Regions from separate parts of the Homo sapiens genome. Here region 1 is linked to region 2. The links are chromatin loops, found by intact Hi-C in ENCODE. Cell type or tissue: dorsolateral prefrontal cortex. All regions are shown on one strand. Links, peaks and the distances in the headings refer to the core of each region. The heading gives the core; the rest is flanking DNA. Region 1 holds the start of LOC105378137 (a long non-coding RNA gene). Region 2 has its middle 36 kb from the start of DACT2.

Region 1 (11,620 bases), core at 1,820-9,819, 130 kb after region 2:
GACAGCTGCCACCCTTTAGTATTTCCGACGCTGTCCCCTAAACTGATGACTCTTCACTTCTGTTTCTCTTTCATTGATCACAGTTCTCAGATGTCTCACAGAAGTTTTAGTCATTTTGCCTTATAGACCAAAATACCCCACAAACTAAAACTTGAAGAAATGTATTTAAAGCTTAAAACTGCATGAGGGCTTTGGGACCCCTTCACTTCACACCCAGGCTGCAACAGAAGGTTTACCAAACCCTCTTGCCAGGTCCCCGCGCCTGCTATCCACACTGCTGGGGTCCCGAGGCCCCTTCAGGGGGCCCACAGAGGGAAAACTATTTTTATCATAATGCTAAGCCTTTTTTTTTTTTTAACTGTGTAGATATCCTATTGCTGGTGTATAAAGGCAATAGTGGGTGAAACTACTCAATCCCTAACCTGAAACAAGCTGAGTGCCAACCACACAAACAGCTGTGGTCTTCTGCACCACCACCCACCTGCAGGAAAAAGAAAAGCCGTTTTCACCTAACAGTGTCCAGAATCAAGCAGTGAGGCTCATTATTAACTATTTAGCCTCAATCCGTGCAGGCTTGTCTTTTTAATATTCTGCACCATGAAGTGGGAACTGGATGAAGCATTTCTCCACATCGGAGTCACGTGATCACTGTTGTGGGAAAAGCAGAGGCCATCGTTCCAGTTACCTGTTGAACTCGCTGTTTTGGTTATGTTTTTTTCTTTACGTGGAACACAGCTTTTACTTGAAAGAACAACTGATAGACAAACTATGGTATTCAGACCTAGCTAATTAACAGCCTGTTCCTCCAAGGGAAAGAACTAGTAGTATTTGTGGCTCATGATAAAATCTGAGCGTTTGAGAAACGTTAGAATTTTGGGTCACTTTTATTCATCACCTTGAGCTTGACAGTTTTACAATATATAGAGGCTTTTTTGGTGAGATGGGTGGCAATATTAACAACTGTGGTTTTTTTATAGTGTGTAATTTAAGTGTGAAAATAAACAAAGACCAACTCAGTGGGAACACACAGAGGCTGTGTATTCGGGGCTTGCTGTGGTGGGGGCGTCGGTCACCACTGCGAGTGTTCAGCACAGGCTCAACGGCAGGGGTCCGGGGTGTGTGTCCAGCAGAGGCTCAAAGGCAGGGCTCCAGGGTGTGTGTCCAGCAGAGACTCAAAGGCAGGGGTCTGGGGATTTATGATGAGAAAACGGAAGGTCCCAGGTGAGCCCTGCCGGAGGCTGCTGTCTGGGGACACTGGAGGCGAGTAGCTGGAATCGGAACATCCTATGGAACTGGCCAGGGAGTGTATTCAGCTTTCTCTGGTTGGTGCTAAGTGGGAAGCACGGAAACAGTGAAGAAATCTGTTAGTTACTGATCAAGCCCTGCCATCTTGGGTCAGCTGTGGTGGGGTCCTTTTCCCACCTCCTGCAGTCCTGACTCCTGGACAGCAGGCTGGCCTCTGGGGCTGGCGTTTGCAGATATTAGGTTAGGGTCAGTTTTCCTGGGCAGGCTGATGCAGGTGTGGGTCAGAGTTGTGGCTTTTCTGTGGTCTACCCAGCGTCCCTTCGTATATTCAGTCTCTCGGAGACGTCTGCATTTGGAATTTCTGCACGTCTCAGTAAACCGATATTTTCCAAATGGTGAACACATGAAGTTACAAAGTTAGGCCTGGGTAAAAGGCCCATTCAAAGGGCAAGATAGACAAATGAATATTAGTGTAGGAGAGAAGGAAACGTTCACCAATGTGGCTTCGGATTCTACGTGGCCATTAATCATTTTAAAAACTATCACTTTTCAGGTTTTTGTAAAGATTAAAATAAGAATATCCATAATAATCCAAAAAAGTTCTAAAAATATTCTTTTCTCCCCCTACATATATGTATGTACACACACACACACACGTCTGGATTTTCCTCATATATTCCCCAAAACACACCGTAACAGGTGGAAGGCAGAGGCAGCTGGGTGAGTCCAGCTGTCTTCCATTAAAGCCAGACAGAGACTGACACACATGTAGATTAATGCCACTCTTCTCAGTGATTTCTTTTCTCTTTTGAAAAATATAGTTGGTTTTAATAAAAATATGTTAACACATAATGGATTTATTATTGTTATTTTAAAATGAATTAGAATATTTAAAACATTTTCTGTTTTAATTCCTAATATGGTAAATATTGACATATAATTTACATAAATAATTTGGGGTCCTTAATGACTGTTATACCGTAGGGGGCACTGAAACCAAAGTCTGGACCCACTGTGGGTTCCACACAGCCTGAGGTTCTAACCCAGTCATTTTATTTTTCATCTTAGACCAGCATTGCTGAACTTTGGCTGAAAAATTGAGTCATTTAGGAAGATTTTTAGGAAAATGCAAGTACCTAGAGTCTCCTCCCGAAGTTCTTATTCAATTAACCTGTGTTGTGTCCTAGGCACTGATACTTTTTAAAAGCTCCTTGAGTAAATTTTTAGTGGTTAGCCAGGGTTGAGAATCAGTGCCCGAGGCCAGTGTTACTTGAGGTGGGCGCCATGAGCTCGCTGACACCGGAGTCTCTGGAGGGCCCCAGGAGCCTGCGTTGTGAGTAACGCCCCCAGCGAGTCTCATGCGCAGCGGTCTGGGAGCCAGTAAGTTCCGGGCGCAGGTGGTTTGGCAACTGGTGAGTTTCAGGTGCAGGTGGTTTGGGAGCCGGTGAGTCTCAGGCCCAGGCGGTTTGGGAACCGGTGAGTCTCAAATGCAGGCGGTTTGCGAACCGGTGAGTCTCAGGCGCAGGCGGTTTGGGAACCGGTGAGTCTCGGGCCCAGGCGGTTTGGGAACCCCTGAGTCTCAAGTGCAGGCGGTTTGGGAACCGGTGAGTCTCAGGCGCAGGCGGTTTGGGAACTGGTGAGTCTCAGGCTCAGGCAGTTTGGGAACTCTTGGTTCCACGTGAATCCACTCATCCGCTCTGTGCCTCTCACCTGTCAAACAAGTTCCTCATCAGACACAAGCAGCCCAGACGACTTTTCCATCCTGGGAAGAAGCGGGTGAGCCTCCAGGATCCTGCCCAAGATAGGACCCTAGTGCGGAGGCCAGTTGAAGAGGAGCCCTGAGGGAGGGCCTCTGACTTTGATCCAGGTGCCCGGAACAGACCGAAATTACCGGACAGTAGCAACCGCAGAGATGCTCAGATGCAGGGATGTCGGCCAGTGAGGCTCGCCCAGGTGGCCACTCATGATTTTCCCACTTCACAATCATTGCATCTAAGAGCACTTCATGGAAACACTGAAGCCAGGGTGATTACTGTCAGTGTGGTTCCTTGACTTGCCCTCCGCTGTCCACTGCCCTCAGGCCCATGTGACAACCGCAACTGCCGGCGCCCGGGCACACAGCCGACTTAGCGCCGTCCGGAAGCAGAGCACGTGCTTCGTAAAAAATGAAATGACTCTCTGCACTCTGAAATCTTTGAACATGTGCATCTCCTGAGGCTTGGCTGTGGTTTTAACTTCTATATGCCTTAAATTTCCCAACAAACGAATAAAATTATGAATATAAAAATAAATGGAAAAGCGCTAGAAGTGGTCTTCCTGTCTATGTTGTTACAGAAGGGTTTTGAGAATTAAGGTTTGCAAGAGATTTTTAAGGTGAAATGTTGGCAATTAGAGGTCTCTGGGGCAAAAGCAAAGCAAGGGACACGTTCATTGCTTTAACCAAGATCCTAGACAGAATACAGGACTTTGTGATTGGAGCTCTGGTGCTCCTGGATTTAAAAACTAGTCAAGGCTCATAAGATTAGAAGCATCGCGTTAGGGACCAGAGCTACATTAAGAGGGTGGGGCTGGGCTCCCCTCTGCTCATTGCTGGGGCATTTAGGATGCAGCCACGGCCTCGGGACCTTCATGCACTAATTCTGGCGGTAAATTTGTTTTTAAAAAATCATTAAACAAACAGGCAGTCTTCATATTGAAATATTTAACAGGAAATTGTGTCTTGGATGAAGGTAGTATAAACAAAAGTACTTCCTCATCAATTAGATCATCATGAAGCCATCAAGTCAGACTTTTACTCAGTTGGAAGCAGACAGGTGGAGGTCACTGAGAAAGATTGAAGACAGCCAGTGCCTGCCCTCCTCCGGCTTCTGTAATTAAATCCACACCCTGAAGCTAGTTCGGGGTTGTTACTGCTGCTGCCACAATTCAGGTAAGCCAGCTGCTCGGGTCCCGCGCCGTCCTGCGCTGTGTGTGATGCCAGAGAAGGTCTGCGCAGTTGCCCAGTTGTCGGCCCCTGTCTGCCAAGTCAGACGGGCACAGCCGACTTCACCTGTGATTCATTTAAATGTGTGTTTTAAAACATCCCTGTTACTAATTGTACTGGCCAATACGGTAGTTACTACCCGCACGCGGCTATTTAAATGTTAATTAAAATTACATGGAATTCAACATTCAGCTCCTTGGTGTCACTCACTTCATCTCCAGAGCTCCGTAGCCACGTGGGAACAGCAGCTTTGGCATGGGACGGCGCCACGAAGGAACGCGGCCTTCAGTGTGGGCTTCTGTTAGCCTCACTTCCGCAGTGACTCACACAGATTGGGGTTTAATGAATGACTCCAATGATGTAAGGTTGGGGTAGTGACGGCATACTACATATGTGAAGGTGAAAGGTAGAAAAAAATAATAAAATATCATCTAGAATCTGCCACCTCCCCCACCTGGTGATCTTTCTATTAATATATGTGTATTTCCTTTATGGAGACTTTCTTTTTACAAAAAAAAATGAGATCACACACACAATCCTGCCTTTTTCCACTTCACAATATTAGATAATATCTTGCATTTATTAATATCTTGAACTTATCTCCAGAGGCAAGAATCAAGACTTTGTTTCTAAAACTCAGGTGGGAGTGAGTGTGGGGCGTTGTATGGACTGAGAATGAAACAAGAAACTCTGAGGCAGACAGACCCGCATTCGAATCCCTCCCCTGCAGCTACCAGCAGTGGGCCCCTGGCCAAATCACTTTGTATCTCCAAGTGCCGCATTGTGAATGGCAACAGTAAATTTAAGTGATATCACGTAGATGAAGTGGTCCCTCGAAACTCAACAGTTAACATTGTTGGGCAAAGTTGAAAAGGAAAATTAGTGTCTTCAGTTTGGCAGGGAGGATACAATTTCACACTGGGTGGAGCGGCTCTGAATTCCTGCTCCCAAACAATGTGTGCTTTGATGGATTTCTGCGGTGAGTTTTGATGCATTTCTGTGGCGTGTTTTCTTGCTTTCCTTTTAACTGTGCAGGTTGAAACCTGGGTTTCCCAATTGACTCAACTGCTTACAGTGTCTTGTCTATGAAAGTCTATTAAGTTATTCATCTGAACCAAAAAAAGATTGTGTGAACAACAGCAGGGCTTTGCTGGGCAGATAAATAGAAATAAAAACATATAAAGACAAGCAAATGGCTTTTGTGACTAAAGAGCTCACAGGTTCCTAAAACCAGGTACTCGGGACCTCCCTGAGCCATCAGAATAACTCGGATGCTTCAGGCAGGGAAAGTATTGGCCAAACTTTTAATAACCTTTGTTCAGCTTAACTGGGAGAGCTGCCATGGGGCTTCTCCCTCCCTCCCCAGTGCAAGGGGCCATATTCAAGCCCACGCTGGATAATATGGTGCTAGCACACAGCGAAACCAAGCCAGGCTCTGGACATGTTACTGCGACATCAGCCTGCACATCCCCAGGAGCCAGACCGAGGCACAGCCTCAGAGCTCCCCTCCAAGGCTGAACCCTGCATCTGCTCCATCGCCTGCACCATCTCCCTCCTCTCTTCTGGACCTCATAATTTCTTACTTTCCTATGCCTGTAAATGGTTTGCTGTGACCAGAGAAGAAGAAGGAAACACGTTGAAGTCCTTGTCCTGGAAGGCCTGAGTCTGGAAAACTGTCTCAGCAAAGCAAGAGCCAGTGGTGAGATCACTTGGCATTTTCCTAGTTCTCCTCACCGATGTCAGAGTGAATGCAGGTGGTCTGAAGCCTCTTGCACATTCTGTGTGTGTGTATGTATGTGTGATTCTCTACATGTTCAATTGAAAATAACAAAAAAGTACATTATTTTGTTTGTTTTGTATGTAAGGAGTTGAGAACTTCGGAATTTAGAATTCAAACATAAGCCAAAATATGATGGAAAGAAATGCTCTGGGCCAAAAGTCTTACAAGAGAAGGGTAGCAGGAGGTGGAGGAAGAGGAGAAGGAGAAGGAGGGGGAGAAGGAGAAGGAGGGGGAGAAGGAGAAGGAGGGGGAGAAGGAGAAGGAGGGGGAGAAGGAGAAGGAGGGGGAGAAGGAGAAGGAGGAGGGGGAGGAGGAGAAGGAGGAGGAGGGGGAGGAGGAGAAGGAGGAGGAAATTCTTTGCTAAGGCTGCTCAGGGAGGAGTGGGAGGGGTGGGTGAGGTAAGAAGCCGTGAGCAGTATAACATCTAATGCTCATAGCATTTAGCTGTCCAGCCCATTCTGCAGGACAGAGGCTGACAGCTGTTGCACCTGGGTCAGAGTAAGTGCATGCAGATGCTGTGATGGGAACGGCAAGCCTTGCTCCCCTTCCTGAGAGAGGTCACGTCCCAGTCCCAGCACCTTCAACAACAGAAGTGGGGCCTGGTGCTGATGCAATGAAAGGGTGTCACGCTGGGCGGAGGTGTCTATTTGGTAGTTGTGAGTTGCTATAGCAATAACAAACATGTCTGTCTTATTTTGAACAGAAGGGACACACTGCGAAGAGCAGGAATTCTTCCGTCATGATCCACAGTCTCTGTTGGGTTGCAGTAGTCACCGCGATGCTCATAAACTGAGAAAAAATATATATATGTCTTTTTCACTTTATTGGCAAATATTACATAAGTATATAAATTTCACTTTTTACAGCTAAAGGCTGCATAGCCATAACTTCTGAGCAATTTATTAAGGTTGAATAAAATTGATATAAGGAATCATTTTATAAAATAAAATCTTGTGCAAATGTGTATGTTTTTATTTTATAAAGTGCATAGCTAGTAAATCTGCGTCTGCCCCACACATCGCTTTCTCATTCCTTGTTATTCCGGCATTCAAGCACACACACGCACCAACATGCACGTGCACACATGTGCCCAAACACATACACATATTTATGCATGTTCACACATACACGGACGAGTGCACAGCACACCATGCCTCACTACCGGACAATGAGGTTAGGTAGGTCGACCGCACAGGAGTTTCTGTACCATCTTACGTGTCAGCCCAAAGACCTAGAGGCCACTGAAACAGAGCAAAGTGGCATTGCTTTTATTTCACGTGAGAGTCTGTTTTTCCAAATACGAAGCCTGCCCCCCTTTGATTGGATTATCGTGTTTATCACTCAGCTTTGGCCACATTTGGGCAGCCTGTCACCCTTTTTAAGTTGTATTCTTGATGTAGATTTTGAAAAGATGGAGTCTATGATGATAGGTTTTAGTGAATCAGCTGAAAAAAGTTTGATATATCATTAAATAAGAACACAATTCAGGAAACCTAACTTCAGATACACCAATTGCTGAGACCCATGGAGAGTGGTTACTATGCTGGCCTCAAAGTTGCAGGATGAAGATTGGTCAGGTTAAAATGAAAGGAAACGTCTCAGGAGTTGGAGACAAACAGAATGGTTAGAAAAACAATTTTTGCATTGTGTCGAGTGACCTGGCTGCCTGCTGGGTCACCGTGTACTTTTCACTCAGGTGAGTCGCATCAAACCATGGTGCCACTTATGGAGCCAGACCCAGCCGCCCTCCTCAGACCTCGGGGGACTCGGGGTGAGGAAGCTTCCTTGGTGCATGGCATCTGGGCTTGCTGAGGGACTCCCACATGCTTGCTCTGCCTCGGTCCTCATATCTGTGGGTGACCGTACCCTTATTTCTGCTCCATGCCACTCCAAGCACTCCCTGGGGGCCTGTTTCAGCTGTAATCAGAGCCTTTGTGGACAAGCCTGCTCCATTCTGCATGATTCTAGTGGGGCTGCCCACCAATCCCACTGTCCCTGGGCACAGCCTGGCTGTCCAGAGAACGCTGCACCCCTGAACACAGCAACTGGGCCAAAAGGCAGTGCATGTCTCAAGCAAGCCAACTTCCTTTTTCTAGAATTGATACAAACACTGGAACAAATAGAACCCTTCTGCTTCTGAGATTATCAGTTGTACACATTACATCTGCCTGGAGTGGTAGGTGGGACATAGAAACAGCCTTCTAAAAAATGAAGCCAATGCAAAGAAGAACAAAGGCAAGAGATAAAAGCAGGAATATGCCTGGGTTGAGCACCTAGATCCAACCATGCCTGAAGTCCATCTTCTTCTTAGAATTCTCAGTTACATGAGATAATAATATTTTTGCTTGAGCTAGTTTGAATTGAGTTTTTATCACGTGCACAGGAAGAATTCTTGCACTTTTCCTTAATCCCCAGACATCATTTGCAGGAGGTATTATTTACAGGAGAGTTTTACTCCAAGTTCAAGGGCTTATCACACAGCATCAGAACTAAGAGCTTAAATTTTAGGAAGACTTATCTTACCAAGCTCTTTGGCTATTTCTATTCCTCCAGCCAGCTCCTCTCTGTCCCCTTTCCATGTCCCCAGAATAGCCAGGCCACAGCCATTCCCATTTTTAATGTGACAACCTCTTGAACAGAGATTGAAAGCTAAAGTCACATCTCCCATATGACTCGGCAGCTGTGATTGCAGGTAGCATTTACGTTCTCTCCATCAGAGGCACCTGTGCCAGACTTGCAAGGTGGGATGGGATACAGGCTGCTGCAAGAACAGTCCCCAAGGACACAGAGGAGGTTCTGGGGCCCAGGCATTGGCTGCATGAGGCTGTGTAATTCCAAAGTTGAAAGCTGCAGCATCAGCCTCCTGGGGACCCAGTTCTGGGGTGACAGCCCCTAATGCACCAGGCTCCTGAGTGAGGAAGAGGCAGCTGCTTCCTTGGGACCCAGTTCTGGGGCAAGGCTGTGGGAACTGTTTCTAAAAGCTCAGTGTGAATTCTACTTCTTTAGCTCCTCCAGTGCCTCTGTAAGCCATTGAGTGCCCCCAAAATAAATACTCTTCTGCTTAGAAGTGCGGATTCTGATTCTGTCTTCTGAGCCTCAACCCCCAACCAGCAATTCCCACAACTTAGGTGGCTCAGGACCCTCTCCTCACTTCAATGTCCTCCATTCCCCCATAGCTCCTGCACTGGTCCCTGCTTATTCCTTGTGTGGGTTATTTAACCCTCTCTGCCTACCTCGATGAGGCCCTGGCGGTCACCCTCACAAAGCCAGTTTTGGCCCTGGAGAAGTTTTGCTGAATCAAGCACCTGGAGTCCCAAAAGCTGTGCCGCCAGACCGGAGCTACCCACACTGCCTTCCCGCCCCACAGCAGAGGCCTCTGACATCAGTGAGGAAGACCAGATGGAAGATCTGAGGCCCTTCCCCGCCACCACCCTCTCCCCTTTCCCACCCCTTCCTGCCACCACTCACCGACTCTACCCTTTGCTAAGCACTGAGTGGGCATTATTTTCCTTATCCATCAGCACGAAGAGGCAAATATTCTGGCAGTGTTCCAACAGATGGTGTCTATTCAGGGTCACCCGAAAGAGTTCCCACTGTCACCTCCATGCCTTCCGCCCTCTGTGGCTGCCCAGTGGCAGGGGCCCCTCACCCCACACTCAGAAGCTGGAGCTCTGGGGTAAGCCCCAGCCTGAGGGGGAATGATGTGAGGAGCCTGGAGAGCACCGGGGAGATGCTGGGCCCAGAGAGGCATCAAAGACAAAGCCGGGTGAGCACAGGGCCAGGGAGGGCACCATTCGCTGATGGCAGGAGGAGCAGGTGCAGCCACCACGGCCACACCTGAACCTGACTCCAGCCGCCTCCCCCTAACAGGAGGATGCTAAACCAGGGCATCTCTGGCTTCCCTGTTGGCCGGACACTGAATAGTGGTAGGGCTGAAGGATTTCAAAGGAAAATAAAGACCTAAGCCCAGCCATATGCTTTGTGTTACATAATTTTCAGAAGGGATGCGTTGACAAACAGAGGTACAGAACCCTAAAAGAAAGGAAAAGACTGGTTTAAGGCAATAGATATTGGCAGCAGAAAGAAACTTGCCAAGAGTGAGCCAGTGAGCAAAACACTGAACAAAACCTGAAGCCGCCGAGTCCAACATTCATCAAGTGCAGGCCCTAGAGGGGCAGCATCGGGTTCCTGACCGAACGTGCTCTGTGGGCCTCTGGACAGCACTTCCTTTCTCTTCCCATCCTTCTGGAAACCTCCCATCTCCCACCCATCCCTGGCATCCATGGCCTGTGGCGATGCCAGCTGGGCCCCCTGCCCAGACACATGTGTGCACTGCAGGGCCCTTTGGCCTCCAGGTCCATGCTCTTTCCACGGCTCCTGCCAGCAGCCCTCTTTGACCTGGGGCTCACACCGCAGTGCACTCTACCCTCAGAAGGAAGATCCACTGAGGGGCTTATGCAGACCCTCAAGGGGCTCAGGGCTTGGTGAGTAGGGAATTCCTGGGCCCAGGATGCCTGGCCAAATCTACAGAGTGAAGCAGGCTCCAGGGCTCCCAGGGACACACCGTGGGGTGGGGCTTGGTGGCCCAGCAAGGCCAGGGTGAGGTCCTCCCAAAAGCAGGCCCAGAGCATGGCCCTCTTGGCTAGATCTGAGGGCAGAACTAAGAGGCATGTCCTGATGGGGACGTTCTTTGGCAGCCTGTGAATACTGGAGGAGAAATCAGGTTTAAATATAAGGAGCTAGAAACAATCTATAAAGAATTCTTCCAGTCATCGAGAGTGTGAAACTGTACACGGTGGACTCAGGTCGCATTGCCTACCCAAAATAAAAACGCAGTCCTCCAGGATTGCTACTGATAACACAGCATCTACAATGAACAGTACATCAGGCTTTGCTTTTCTTTACTGACATGAACCATGCCAAATAGAGTTGATCAGAATTCCTGTGTGTGTGGTGCAAAACTGTAGCTGGGTTACACACAGCAGGTGACTCTGTGTGTGGTTTATGTGGTTATGTGGTTATGCGGTTAATTAACCATGTCTCAGGATGTGTTACATCTTGTCCTCAGAAAGTCTGCAAGCACCTTGCACTCATACACACTCAGACTATACATACAAAAGAATGCATAAAAGAAAGAGGAATTGCCAGTAGAAGAAAACCATGGGCTCCTGAGCTAGTTGGTACAGAAGAGTTACTCATAGGAACACAACGGACAGTGTTGACGTCGAGTTTCATACATAATAAAAATGAGGGCACTAAAAGCAAATTCACTAATGGATATGGCCAACTTAAAAGGGGTCGGAGCAGAGGAAGACTTAAACAGCTCTGAAATCACATCGTTATGGACAAAAGCAACTTGGTAGAGGTTTTCCCAAAGGAAACGAAAAAATTATAAAAAGTTGCATGCTATTACAACGAAGTTTTCTATATAAAATATTTCCTAAACTCAGTAATAAAAATCAGTTTTGGTCAGGCATGCTGGATTGCTGAATTAACTTTTAATTTTCTCTATACAAGACTTGGCACATGAAGAGTCAACCAAAGGATACACAGACAACAATTACAGGGGAATAGTACTTTAGAGGTGTGTCAGCAGCTAATTAGTCAAAATA
Region 2 (11,620 bases), core at 2,173-10,172:
TACACACCCAGGGGTGGGACAGCTAAATCACATGGTGGGTGTGTTTATCTTTCAAAAACCCCCCATACCATTTTCCATAGCTGCGTCATTTTGCTTTCTCACCTGCAGTGCACGAGAACTGCAGTTTTTCCACATCCTTGCCAACACCTGGCATGGTCATTCTTTATCATTTACCCATGTTAAAGTATAGATGGAGGCCTCATTGGGGTTTAAATTTGCATTTTTTCAATCTCTAGTAATGTTGAACATCTTTTCAGGTCCTTATCTGCCATCTACCTATCTTCTATAGGGAAATGTCTGTTCAAATGTTTTGCCCATTTTTTAATCAAGTTGTCTGTTCTCTTACTGAGTTTTTAGAGTTCCTTATGTTCTCTGGATGTAAATCCATCATTATCAAATATGTAATTTGCAATTAGTTTCTCTCAGTTTGTGGCTTACCTTTTCATTCTCCTCACAGCATCTTTTAAAGAGCAGAAGTTTTTAATTTACGTAATTTATGTTTACAATATGGGTTTTGTATGTGTGTTGGGTTTTGTTTGAGATCATGCTTTTGGTGTCATATTTAGGAAGCCTTTTCTTAATCCAATGCTATAATGATTTTGCCTATGCTTTTCTCTAGGAGTTTTCATAGTTTTAAGTTTTACATTTAGTTTTATGACACATTTAAAGTTTTTTTAAAATATAGTGCATGGTATGGACAGAAGTTTTGTTTGCTTGTTCGTTTGGAACACATAGGTATACAACAGTTTCAGCACCATTGGTTGAAAAGATTATCCTTTTTCCACTGAATTGTCTCTAAACACTTTCTGAAAGTCAAATGTCCACATATGTGTGGATCCATTTCCAGACTCTCTAATCTGTCTTGTTGATTTGTCTACCTTTATGCCAGTGATACACTGTTGTATATAATATGTTGTATACCACAGGTTTACAATAAATCTTATTTATTATGGTAATCTAAATATTATCATGCATTTACAATACATCTTGAAATTAGGTAGTATCGGTCTTACAATTTTGTAATTATTTTTCAAAAGGCAATTTCAATCAAAATCGCTTACGGTATTTTTTTTTTTTTTGGTAGCAATCGACAAGCTGATCCTGAAATGTATCTGGAAATGAAAAGGCTCTTGAACAGCAGAACATCATCTAGTTCTTCACACTGTGCTACCACCTCTTCTGTAGGTTTGTGATTATTTGAAAAATAAGTGTAGTTTTTAAAAAATTAATCAATTATATTTCCCAAAAAGTTGAAATCCCTGCGTTCAGCTCTCTTTCGTTCTAGAAAATAGCCCTTCAACTTTCTTGTTCAGAAATAGAAAAACGAACTTCATTCCTCATGTATCCTCATCGTGGGTCCCTTCAGTCTTCATGTTATCACCTTTTCTGTGTTCAGCTGTGACGTGCATACTGATTTTAAACAGGATTAAAACATCATTTTGTTTTCTTACCTCTCTCTCCAAAATTCTGACGTCCTCGAGAGTTTCCCACAGTTGTTAGTGATTCCCCATTTCTAAATATGGGATCGCACCTCCCACAGTCCTCTCAGGCTGCGATTGTGCACACATATTAAAGTAATTACGGGACCCTGGGAGGACAGCAGTGACTGTGTTTGCTTGTGCTGACGTGCTTCGTCAGCGTAGCTGTGAAATTACACACAATTAGTTGAAGATTCTCCTTGTGAACAAAAAAATAACGCCATCCACATAATAGGTGGTATCGTCATCCCTGAAATTCCAGGCCCTTACAATGAGCAGCGTACGAAGACCTGCGGTTTCCTCCCACCCACACGTGAAGGGGAAAGGGTCCTCGTTACCAGCCAGTGTGAGCCAAACACATCCCTGATGCGAACTGCTCATCAATGCCCCTGTTGAAAGAAAAATTCTAGCAGAATTAAGTTTAACAGAGTTTAATTGAGCAACGAAGGGTTCATGAATCAGGCAGCCTCCCGAGCCAGAACAGGTTCAGAGAGACTCCAGCACAGCCACGTGGTGGAAGAATATTTAGGACAGAAAAAGGAAAGAGACGCACAGAAGACGGAAGTGAGGTGCAGAAACAGCCAATTGGTTACATCTCGGCACTTGTGGTGTTTGAGCATGGTTTGAACAGTTGGCCACCTTTGACTGGCCAAAACTCGGTGATTGGTGCAAGAGTAGGCTATGGTCCGTTTACACCTCTACAGAGAACCTGTAGGTTGAATTTAAAATATGCAGACAGTGTAGCTTTAGGCTACACTTGATTTAAGAGATCGCAAAAGCTTCCCAAATGCTCAGCTCTCAAACGTGCCGGTTCCGCCAGCTGCTCAAAGATGTCTCTTCCACCTCTGCATGCAAATGATTCTGTGTGTTAGATAATCAATAGTGCAAGCAAGAACCCTGCTGCACCAGTAAAGTGGTATTTGTTAGCTAGGAGAACAAAACCATTTAATAGTAATGATGATAATTAAACATTCAGATTGGTGTCTGACAGGAGCGTCCTGCGGGAGGACAGACGCAGCTGAGACAAGGAGCAAGAGGACTGGCAGGAGGAAGCACCGGAGCATGGGGTGCTCACATCCACTGAGGGCTGCCCCTGCTGAGCACCGTCCTGGGCCCGCTGAGGTTCTCACACCTGCCTGGGGCCGCCCCTGCCGGGCACCGTCCTGGGCCGCTGAGGTTCTCACTCCTGCCTGGGGCCGCCCCTGCCGGGCACCGTCCTGCGCCCGCTGAGGTTCTCACACCTGCCTGGGGCCACCCCTGCTGAGCACGGTCCTGGGCCCGCTGAGGTTCTCACACCTGCCTGGGGCCACCCCTGCTGAGCACCGTCCTGGGCCCGCTGAGGTTCTCACACCTGCCTGGGGCCGCCCCTGCTGGGCACCGTCCTGGGCCCGCTGAGGTTCCCACACCTGCCTGGGGCCGCCCCTGCTGGGCACCGTCCTGGGCCCGCTGAGGTTCTCACACCTGCCTGGGGCCGCCCCTGCTGGGCACCGTCCTGGGCCCGCTGAGGTTCCCACACCTGCCTGGGGCCGCCCCTGCTGAGCACCGTCCTGGGCCCGCTGACGTTCTCACACCTGCCTGGGGCCGCCCCTGCTGAGCACCGTCCTGGGCCCGTTGAGGTTCTCACTCCTGCCTGGGGCCGCCCCTGCCAGGCACCGTCCTGGGCCCGCTGAGGTTCTCACTCCTGCCTGGGGTCGCCCCTGCTGAGCACCTTCCTGGGCCCACTGAGGTTCTCACTCCTGCCTGGGGCCGCCCCTGCCAGGCACCATCCTGCACCCGCTGAGGTTCTCACACCTGCCTGGGGCCGCCCCTGCCGGGCACCGTCCTGGGCCGCTGAGGTTCTCACTCCTGCCTGGGGCCGCCCCTGCCGGGCACCGTCCTGCGCCCGCTGAGGTTCTCACACCTGCCTGGGGCCACCCCTGCTGAGCACGGTCCTGGGCCCGCTGAGGTTCTCACACCTGCCTGGGGCCGCCCCTGCTGGGCACCGTCCTGGGCCCGCTGAGGTTCCCACACCTGCCTGGGGCCGCCCCTGCTGGGCACCGTCCTGGGCCCGCTGAGGTTCTCACACCTGCCTGGGGCCGCCCCTGCTGGGCACCGTCCTGGGCCCGCTGAGGTTCCCACACCTGCCTGGGGCCGCCCCTGCTGGGCACCGTCCTGGGCCCGCTGACGTTCTCACACCTGCCTGGGGCCGCCCCTGCTGAGCACCGTCCTGGGCCCGTTGAGGTTCTCACTCCTGCCTGGGGCCGCCCCTGCCAGGCACCGTCCTGGGCCTGCTGAGGTTCTCACTCCTGCCTGGGGTCGCCCCTGCTGAGCACCTTCCTGGGCCCACTGAGGTTTTCACTCCTGCCTGGGGCCGCCCCTGCCAGGCACCATCCTGCACCCGCTGAGGTTCTCACACCTGCCTGGGGCCGCCCCTGCCGGGCACCGTCCTGGGCCGCTGAGGTTCTCACTCCTGCCTGGGGCCGCCCCTGCCGGGCACCGTCCTGCGCCCGCTGAGGTTCTCACACCTGCCTGGGGCCACCCCTGCTGAGCACGGTCCTGGGCCAGCTGAGGTTCTCACACCTGCCTGGGGCCACCCCTGCCGGGCACCGTCCTGGGCCCGCTGACGTTCTCACACCTGCCTGGGGCCGCCCCTGCTGAGCACCGTCCTGGGCCCGTTGAGGTTCTCACTCCTGCCTGGGGCCGCCCCTGCCAGGCACCGTCCTGGGCCCGCTGAGGTTCTCACTCCTGCCTGGGGTCGCCCCTGCTGAGCACCTTCCTGGGCCCACTGAGGTTCTCACTCCTGCCTGGGGCCGCCCCTGCCAGGCACCATCCTGCACCCGCTGAGGTTCTCACACCTGCCTGGGGCCGCCCCTGCTGGGCACCGTCCTGGGCCCGCTGACGTTCTCACACCTGCCTGGGGCCGCCCCTGCTGAGCACCGTCCTGGGCCCGCTGAGGTTCCCACACCTGCCTGGGGCCGCCCCTGCTGAGCACCATCCTGGGCCCGCTGAGGTTCTCACACCTGCCTGGGGCCGCCCCTGCTGAGCACCGTCCTGGGCCCGCTGAGGTTCTCACACCTGCCTGGGGCCGCCCCTGCTGAGCACCGTCCTGGGCCCGCTGAGGTTCTCACTCCTGCCTGGGGCCGCCCCTGCCAGGCACCGTCCTGGGCCCGCTGAGGTTCTCACTCCTGCCTGGGGTCGCCCCTGCTGAGCACCTTCCTGGGCCCGCTGAGGTTCTCACTCCTGCCTGGGGCCGCCCCTGCCAGGCACCATCCTGCACCCGCTGAGGTTCTCACACCTGCCTGGGGCCACCCCTGCTGAGCACGGTCCTGGGCCCGCTGAGGTTCTCACACCTGCCTGGGGCCACCCCTGCTGAGCACCGTCCTGGGCCCGCTGAGGTTCTCACACCTGCCTGGGGCTGCCCCTGCTGGGCACCGTCCTGGGCCCGCTGAGGTTCTCACACCTGCCTGGGGCCGCCCCTGCCAGGTACCGTCCTGGGTCCGCTGCGGTGCTCACACGCTTGATCTTCTCGGCGTTTCCAGAAGTGGATGCTTTTGCACATTCATCTCACAGGTGAGGAAAGTGCAGCCTGGGGCGTTTCCAAACTCAGGGAAAAATATGTTACCGTTGGAGCCCGAATTTGAACCCTGGTCTCCCTGAGTCCAGACCTGCAGGAAAGAAGGGAGCAATTTAAAAAGAAGCAGAAAGAAGGTGCCAAGGGAGGCACGGAAGCAAAGGGAAGGGGCTAGGTGTGGCCCCGGGTTGTTTCTGCAGACAGCGTGTCACCGCCTGGTGGCCGGGGCCGCTGGATGTGAGATGTGGAGACCTCGCGTCGTTTGTCATTTGCTGTAAGTGCTGGGAGATTTCTCTGTAATTCTCATAAGGAAAGGGGATGCCTTTTGCTGCGTTTTTGGGAGGATTCTCTGCAGCTGCCTCTTTCTGGAGCCCTGGGTCAGGCTGAAGATCCCCGCGTCCCCCCTGCGTGGACACCAGGGGGCACCCCACCCGCACCAAGGAGGTGCAGACTCCCACAGCCATAACAGGGAGGAAGAGTCCAACCCACCCACGCAGACAGGCGGCTCACACTCAGTGTCGACCTGAAGCAAAGCATTTGGAGTTTCCGTGTGCTCTGACTTTGGGGAGCCAGGCTGTGCGGGGACCGAGTCCTTAAGTGCAGAGTTCAGCTGTGACCGGGCTGACAGTGACCCTGCTGTCTGTCCAACACGCAGGGCAGGAGGCTCCTTCTAGAAGCTGCTGCAGTCTGCAGAGCACGGTGGCTCTGGGGGTGCCCCTGGGGTCCAGTGCAGGGTGGCACGAGGCCAGGTCAGCTCCAGAGAGATGCAGGCAGCACTGCCCACCGGGCCCCACTGCCACCCCTAAGACAAAAGTCCCTGTTTTTGTCTCTTTGCAGACACCTGGGCTTTTTATTAAAACACAACATCCCTAATCAAGCAATAAAGATGGAATCTGAATCCTATCTCTGACATCAATTGTCTTCTCCTTTTTTTTTTTTTTTTCTTTACTGAGACGGAGTCTGGCTCTCTCACCCAGGCTGGAGTGCAATGGCGCAATCTCGTCTCACTGCAACCTCCACCTCCCAGGTTTAAGCGATTCTCCTGCCTCAGCCTCCTGAGTAGCTGGAACTACAGGCGCCCCCCACCACGCCCGGCTAATTTTTTATATTTTTAGTAGAGACGGGGGTTTCACCATGTTGGCCAAGCTGGTCTTGAACTCCTGACCTCAGGTGATCCACCTGCCTCGGTCTCCCAAAGTGCTGGGATTACAAATGACATCAATTTTCAGTGAACTGGGTTGGAACACTTTTTAAGACATCGCAGGCTGTTCTCTAGGCAAGGGTACAGGGAAACTGTATTCTTAATCTGCGCCGGTTGTAATTACAGTGGTGTAACAATTGCTCTAGGAAAAGTACCCAACGACAGATGGCAAAAGCTACAGAAATACTATGTCCTTTACCTGTTAAATCCACACAGAGGAATCTCAGCTAAGAAAAAATCCTAAGTATGGAACGTCATTACATATAAAATATGTTCATCAAAATCCCATTTCTAATAAAAATTGTTCAAAAATTATTTGAAAGCCTTAAAGTAGGGGTAATGTAACTCTGCTGAGTACCTCCACTCGGTAGAATATGGTCCAGGCCTTAAGATCTGGGGTCATCATTGTACACAACATAGAAAATGCCCTTTACCGCATTTGTGACTATGTAAAAGACAGGCACAGGAAAACAAAGCTAGAAGAAACTAAGCCAAAATATTAGTGCATTTGTGTTCCAATAATGAGATTCTAGCTCTTCTTTTCTGGGCTTTCGAAATTGTATGTGATATGGATTTATTTTAATTAACAATTGGAAAATAAATAAAACGTATTTCTTTTTTAAAATAGATTTTAAATTGTATTATTATGAGAATACTGACTGTTGCTCAATAGAAAGCCAAGATCTACCGTGACTAAGTCTACACCTCCAAGAGTGCATTAGCCAGAGTGCTCCCCAGAGTGACGACGTGCAGGCTTGGCAGGAAAATAATGGCAGCCAAGGCTGGGGAGAGCCTGTGGTCCCGCTCCGCAGCCCAGGGGAGGGAGGCTGCATCAGGGTCGGCAGCGAGCAGAGGACTCCTGGGCAAGCTACTTCCCTCTGCTCTGCATCAGTTTATCCGCCTGTAAAAGGGGTGTGAAAATATGCCACACCTTGCAAGCTTTTTGCAAAGATTCAAATGAAATAATTCATATTGGGCCAGGTGCAGTGGCTCACGCCTGTAATCCCAACTCTTTGGGAGGCCGAGGTGGGCGGATCACGAGGTCAAAAATTCGAGACCAGCCTGACCAACATGGTGAAACCCCATCTCTACTAAAAGATACAAAGAAATTAGCCGGGCATGGTGGCACATGCCTGTAATCCCAGCTACTCCAGTGGCTGAGGCAGGAGAATCGCTTGAAACAGGGAGGCAGAGGTTGCAGCGAGCCAAGATCACGCCATAGCACTCCAGCCTGGGCGACAAGGCGAGACTCCGTCTCAAAATCAATCAATCAATAAATAAATAATAAAAAAGAATTCATATTAAAACTCTTGTATAAAAGATGATTACAACAAAAAAATCCATAACAATAGATGCAGATCAGGTTTCCTCTTCCAGGTGACACAATATTAATTCATTCATTCACCAAAAATGTCTTGGTCTCATCTAACATGCAAAGCATCCGTCAACGTGCTTAGCACTGAGGACCTAAAGACAGAGGAGACATGATTTCTTCCCTTGAGCATTTTACAAAATCCATATGGAAAAGCCAAGAGAATCTTCAACAACTAAGTCTAATGCCGTGCTTCTCTGGTTGGGGATATGCTCTATGTGTTTGCATTAGTGGAAGCAACCTCGAAGTCACTTTATGTCACCCCACACTGTGGTAATTTCTTGATTTTTAAATTAGTGTGAATTTTTGTTTCTTCCTGGATTGTTCTATAATCACCCTTGTTCTCTGGGAAAAGAAGCACTTTCCATTTTAAAGAGGAAAATAATTTTGGAATTTTGTTTATGTGGTTTAAGTGGCAAATAAGAAAGACAAATGAATTTCCATATTGCCAGATAACCTCAAGGAAAGGAGAAATGCTTGAGGGTCATTCCTCCTCCAGTGTGGTTAGTCTGTGGATATAATTTGCCTCTGTCTGCCTTGACTAGATGCTCCCAGGGGCCCCACCCATTCTCTGGTGTCCAAAGGGCTTTTTCCCCTGCTCTTCATTCATTTTGGCATATTAAGAAATTGGGTTTCATGTTCCACCTAAAACCACAGGCGAGGTAGTTCTCTCGTGCAGGTGTGTAGCTCTCTCGCCTTGCAAAGCAGCACACACTAGGACACTCCTCAGGAGCCCAGCCTGGTTCGGGTTTGTATCGCACTCCGGGTTTCTCTCCAGAGTAAAGATGACTTCACGGTGGCAGCAGGGGCTTCCCAGTCGCTTGGAAAATCCCACCAAGAAAATTGTTCTGTTCATTCAGTGAATCTCGCTATTCCATTTTTAAGTGCATTACCCTCTTCTGGAACCTCACAGTTGCCCATAATAATCCACACAAAAAGCCTCATGTGTGTGTGTGCTTGATCATCGGGCAGTCATGCCAGTTCTATCAGTGGTAAGTAGAGGCGTGTGTTCCCACTTTAGAACGCTTTGCTCTCTGTGTACCCAATGACGAAAACAGAAAAGCAAGGAGCATGCTTCTGTCGTTTATCATAGCAGAAGAAAAGCATTCAGCCAACATTTGCTATCTTTCGACTTCCAGGTAACAGCCCTTCTAAGGGATGTGAGGTGTTATCTCATAGTGGTTTTGATTCGCAACTCCCTGATGGCCACTGATGTTGAACACCTCTTCCTATACCTGTTGGACATTTTTATGTCTTCTTGGGAGAAAATGGCGATTCAGATCATTTGCCCATTTTTTAATAGGGTTTTCTACTATTGAGTTGTATGAGTTCTTTATACATTTTGGATACTAACCCTTGATATGGTTTGGCTCTGTGTCCCACCCAAATCTCATGTTAAATTGTAATCCCCAATATTGGAGGTGATTAGATCTTGGGGGCAGAGTTCTCATGAATGGGTAGTATCATCCCTCAGTGCTGTTCTGGGGATGGTGAGTGAGTGAGTTATCATGAGATCTGGTTGTTTAAAAGTGTGCGGCACCTCCCCCCACCTCTTTCTCCTGCTCCAGACATGCCACGTGCTGGCTCCCTGTTGGCCTTCCGCCGTGACTGTAAGTTTCCTGAGGCCTCCCAGAAGTTGAGCAGATGCCAGCACTGCTCCAGCCATGCCATGTGCTGGCATTCTCCTGCTCCAGCCATGCCATATGCTAGCTCCCTGTTGGCTTTCTGCCATGACTGTAAATTTCCTGAGGCCTCCCCAGAAGCTGAGCAGATGCCAGCACCATGCCTCCTGCACAGCCTGCAGAACTGGGAGCCAATTAAATCTCTTTTCTTTATAAATTACCCAGTCTCAGGTGTTTCTTTATAGCCGTGCGAGAATGGACTCATACAGCCCTTTATCAGGTCTATGGTTTCCCAATCCATGGGCTGCCGTTTTATTTTGTTGATTATTTCCCTTGCTTTGCAGAAGCTTTTTAGTTTGATGTAGTCCCATTTATTCATTTATTTATTTATTGCTTTTGTAGCCTGAGCTTTTGATGTGACATCCAAGAATCACTGCCAAGGCCAATGTTAAAGAGCTTTTAGCTTCTGTTTTTTTCTTGTATTTTTATGGTTTCAGGTTTTACATCAAAGTCTTTAATCCATTTTAAGTTGATTTTTCTGTTTGGTGTAAGATAAGGGTCCAATTTCATTCTTTTTCACATGGAAATCCAGTTTTCCCATTACCATTTGTTGAAGAGACTGACTTTTCTCCATTGAGTCCTCTTGGTGCTCTTGTCAAAAACTAGTGGACCATCCATGTTTGGATTTATTCCTGGGCTCTCTATTCTGTTTCATTGGTACATGAGACTGTTTTTATGAAAGTCCTGTACTGTTTTGATTACTATAGCTTTGTAATATAATTTTAAATCAGGAAGTGTGATGCCTCCAACTTTATTTTTCTTTCTCATTCTTGTTTTGGCTATTTGGAGTCTCTTATGTTCCATATACATTGTAGTTTTTTTTTCTATTTCTGTAAAGAATGCCACTAGGATTTTGATAGGGGTTGAATTAAATCTGTCCATTGCTTTGGGCAGTGAGGACATTTTTGCAATATTAATCATTTCAAGTCATGAACACAAGATCCTTCCATTTATTTGTGTCTTCTTCAAACTTCTTTCATCAATGTTTCATCGTTTTCTGCATACAGATCTTTCACCTCTTTGGTTAAATTTATTCCTTGGCATTTTGTTTATTTCTATGTGTTGTAAATGGGATTGTTTTCTTGATTTCTTTTTCAGCTAGGTTATTATTTATATATCCTACAACTTAACTGGATTCATTTAGTAGTTCTAACACTGGTTTCATTTTGTGGAACTCTGAGGTGTTTTACACATATGATCATGTTCTCTACAGATGGAGATAATGTTACTTCCTCGTTTCTGCGGATGCCTTTTCTTTCTTTTTCTTGTTTGATTGCCCTTGCTAGGACTTCCATGCTATGTTGAACAGAGTGGCAAGAGTGGGCATCCCTGCCTCATAGCAGATCTTGGTGGAAAAGCTTTTAATTTTCCCTCTTGTACACAGTTGGTGGAAATGTAGATTGGTACAGTCATTATGAAAAACAGTATAAGCTTCCTCAAAAAATTCAAAATAAGAACCACCATATGACTCAGCCTTTCCTCTGCTGGATATAGATTCAAAATCCATGAAACCAGTGTCTCAAAGAGACGTCTGCACCTGCATGTTTATTGCAGCACTGTTCACAACAGCCAAGATGTGGGGGGGAAGAAAACCTTAAGTGTCTATTGGCAGACAAATGGTTTAAAAAAACTGTGGTACATACACATCATGAAATATTATTTAGCCCTAAAAAGGAGTGAGATCTTGTCATTTTGCCACTGCATGGGTGAACCTACAGAACATCCTTCTGCTGAGTGAAATAAGCCAGACACAGAAGGAAACATATTGCATAATCTCACATGTGGAAACTAAACAAATATTTTAAATCAAATATACAGAAAGAACAAAACAGTGGTTTACAGGGACGTGGTGGGCGAGGGGAATGGGGAGATGTAGCAAATGTGTAGGTGTCTGGAGATCTCGTGTACAACATGGAGAGATGTAGACATGTAGGTGTCTGGAGGTCTTGTGTACAACATGAGGACTGCGGGGAAGGAAGCATTTGGAATTCATGCTGAGTAGATTCTTGCCACTGCTGTGGTCAGGCTGTGTGTCCCCACCCACCTCTTCTTGAATTGTAATCTCCAGGTGTTCAGGGAGGGACCTGGTGGGAAGTGATTGGATTAAGGGGCTGTTTCCCCCATGCTGTTCCTGTGACAGTGAGTGAGTTCTTACGAGATCCGGAGGTTGTATAAGGCACTTTTCCCTGTTCTTGCTCTCTCTCTTTCCTGCTGCCGTGTGAAGAAGGTCTTTGCTTCCTGTTCAGCTTCCACTATGACTGTAAGTTTCCTGAGGCCTCACCAGCCATGCAAAACGGTGAGTCAATTAAACCTCCTTTGTTTATAAATTACCCAGTC

The links. Hi-C counts contacts between places; a loop is a spot of excess contacts. Peaks named below come from ENCODE experiments on the same cell type or tissue, not always from the same donor. Only the 100,000 strongest peaks of a DNase experiment are listed, where the experiment ranks them.
Region 1: it touches region 2 in a loop (15-fold over the local background); 5 of 110 quality-filtered maps call a loop at or near these places.

The regions. Positions count from the first base shown.
Region 1 is chr6:168,220,616-168,232,235 of GRCh38, reverse strand. LOC105378137 (a long non-coding RNA gene) reads left to right here and starts at 5,719. Exons shown (of 2, transcript NR_134590.1): 1 at 5,719-5,927; 2 at 6,712-6,957. LOC124901501 (a long non-coding RNA gene) reads left to right here and starts at 860. Exons shown (of 2, transcript XR_007059934.1): 1 at 860-2,849; 2 at 2,968-3,543. RefSeq lists an enhancer at 1,144-1,645. In dorsolateral prefrontal cortex, for the core only: a CTCF peak has its summit at 5,727; a DNase peak (open chromatin) is centred at 5,705; H3K4me3 peaks cover 748 bases.
Region 2 is chr6:168,349,949-168,361,568 of GRCh38, reverse strand. No RefSeq gene overlaps it. Among named protein-coding and RNA genes, the nearest start is that of DACT2, 36 kb to the right of the region's middle. RefSeq lists an enhancer at 2,245-3,224. In dorsolateral prefrontal cortex, for the core only: CTCF peaks have their summits at 5,240 (motif pointing left) and 5,446 (motif pointing right); a DNase peak (open chromatin) is centred at 5,468; H3K4me3 peaks cover 469 bases.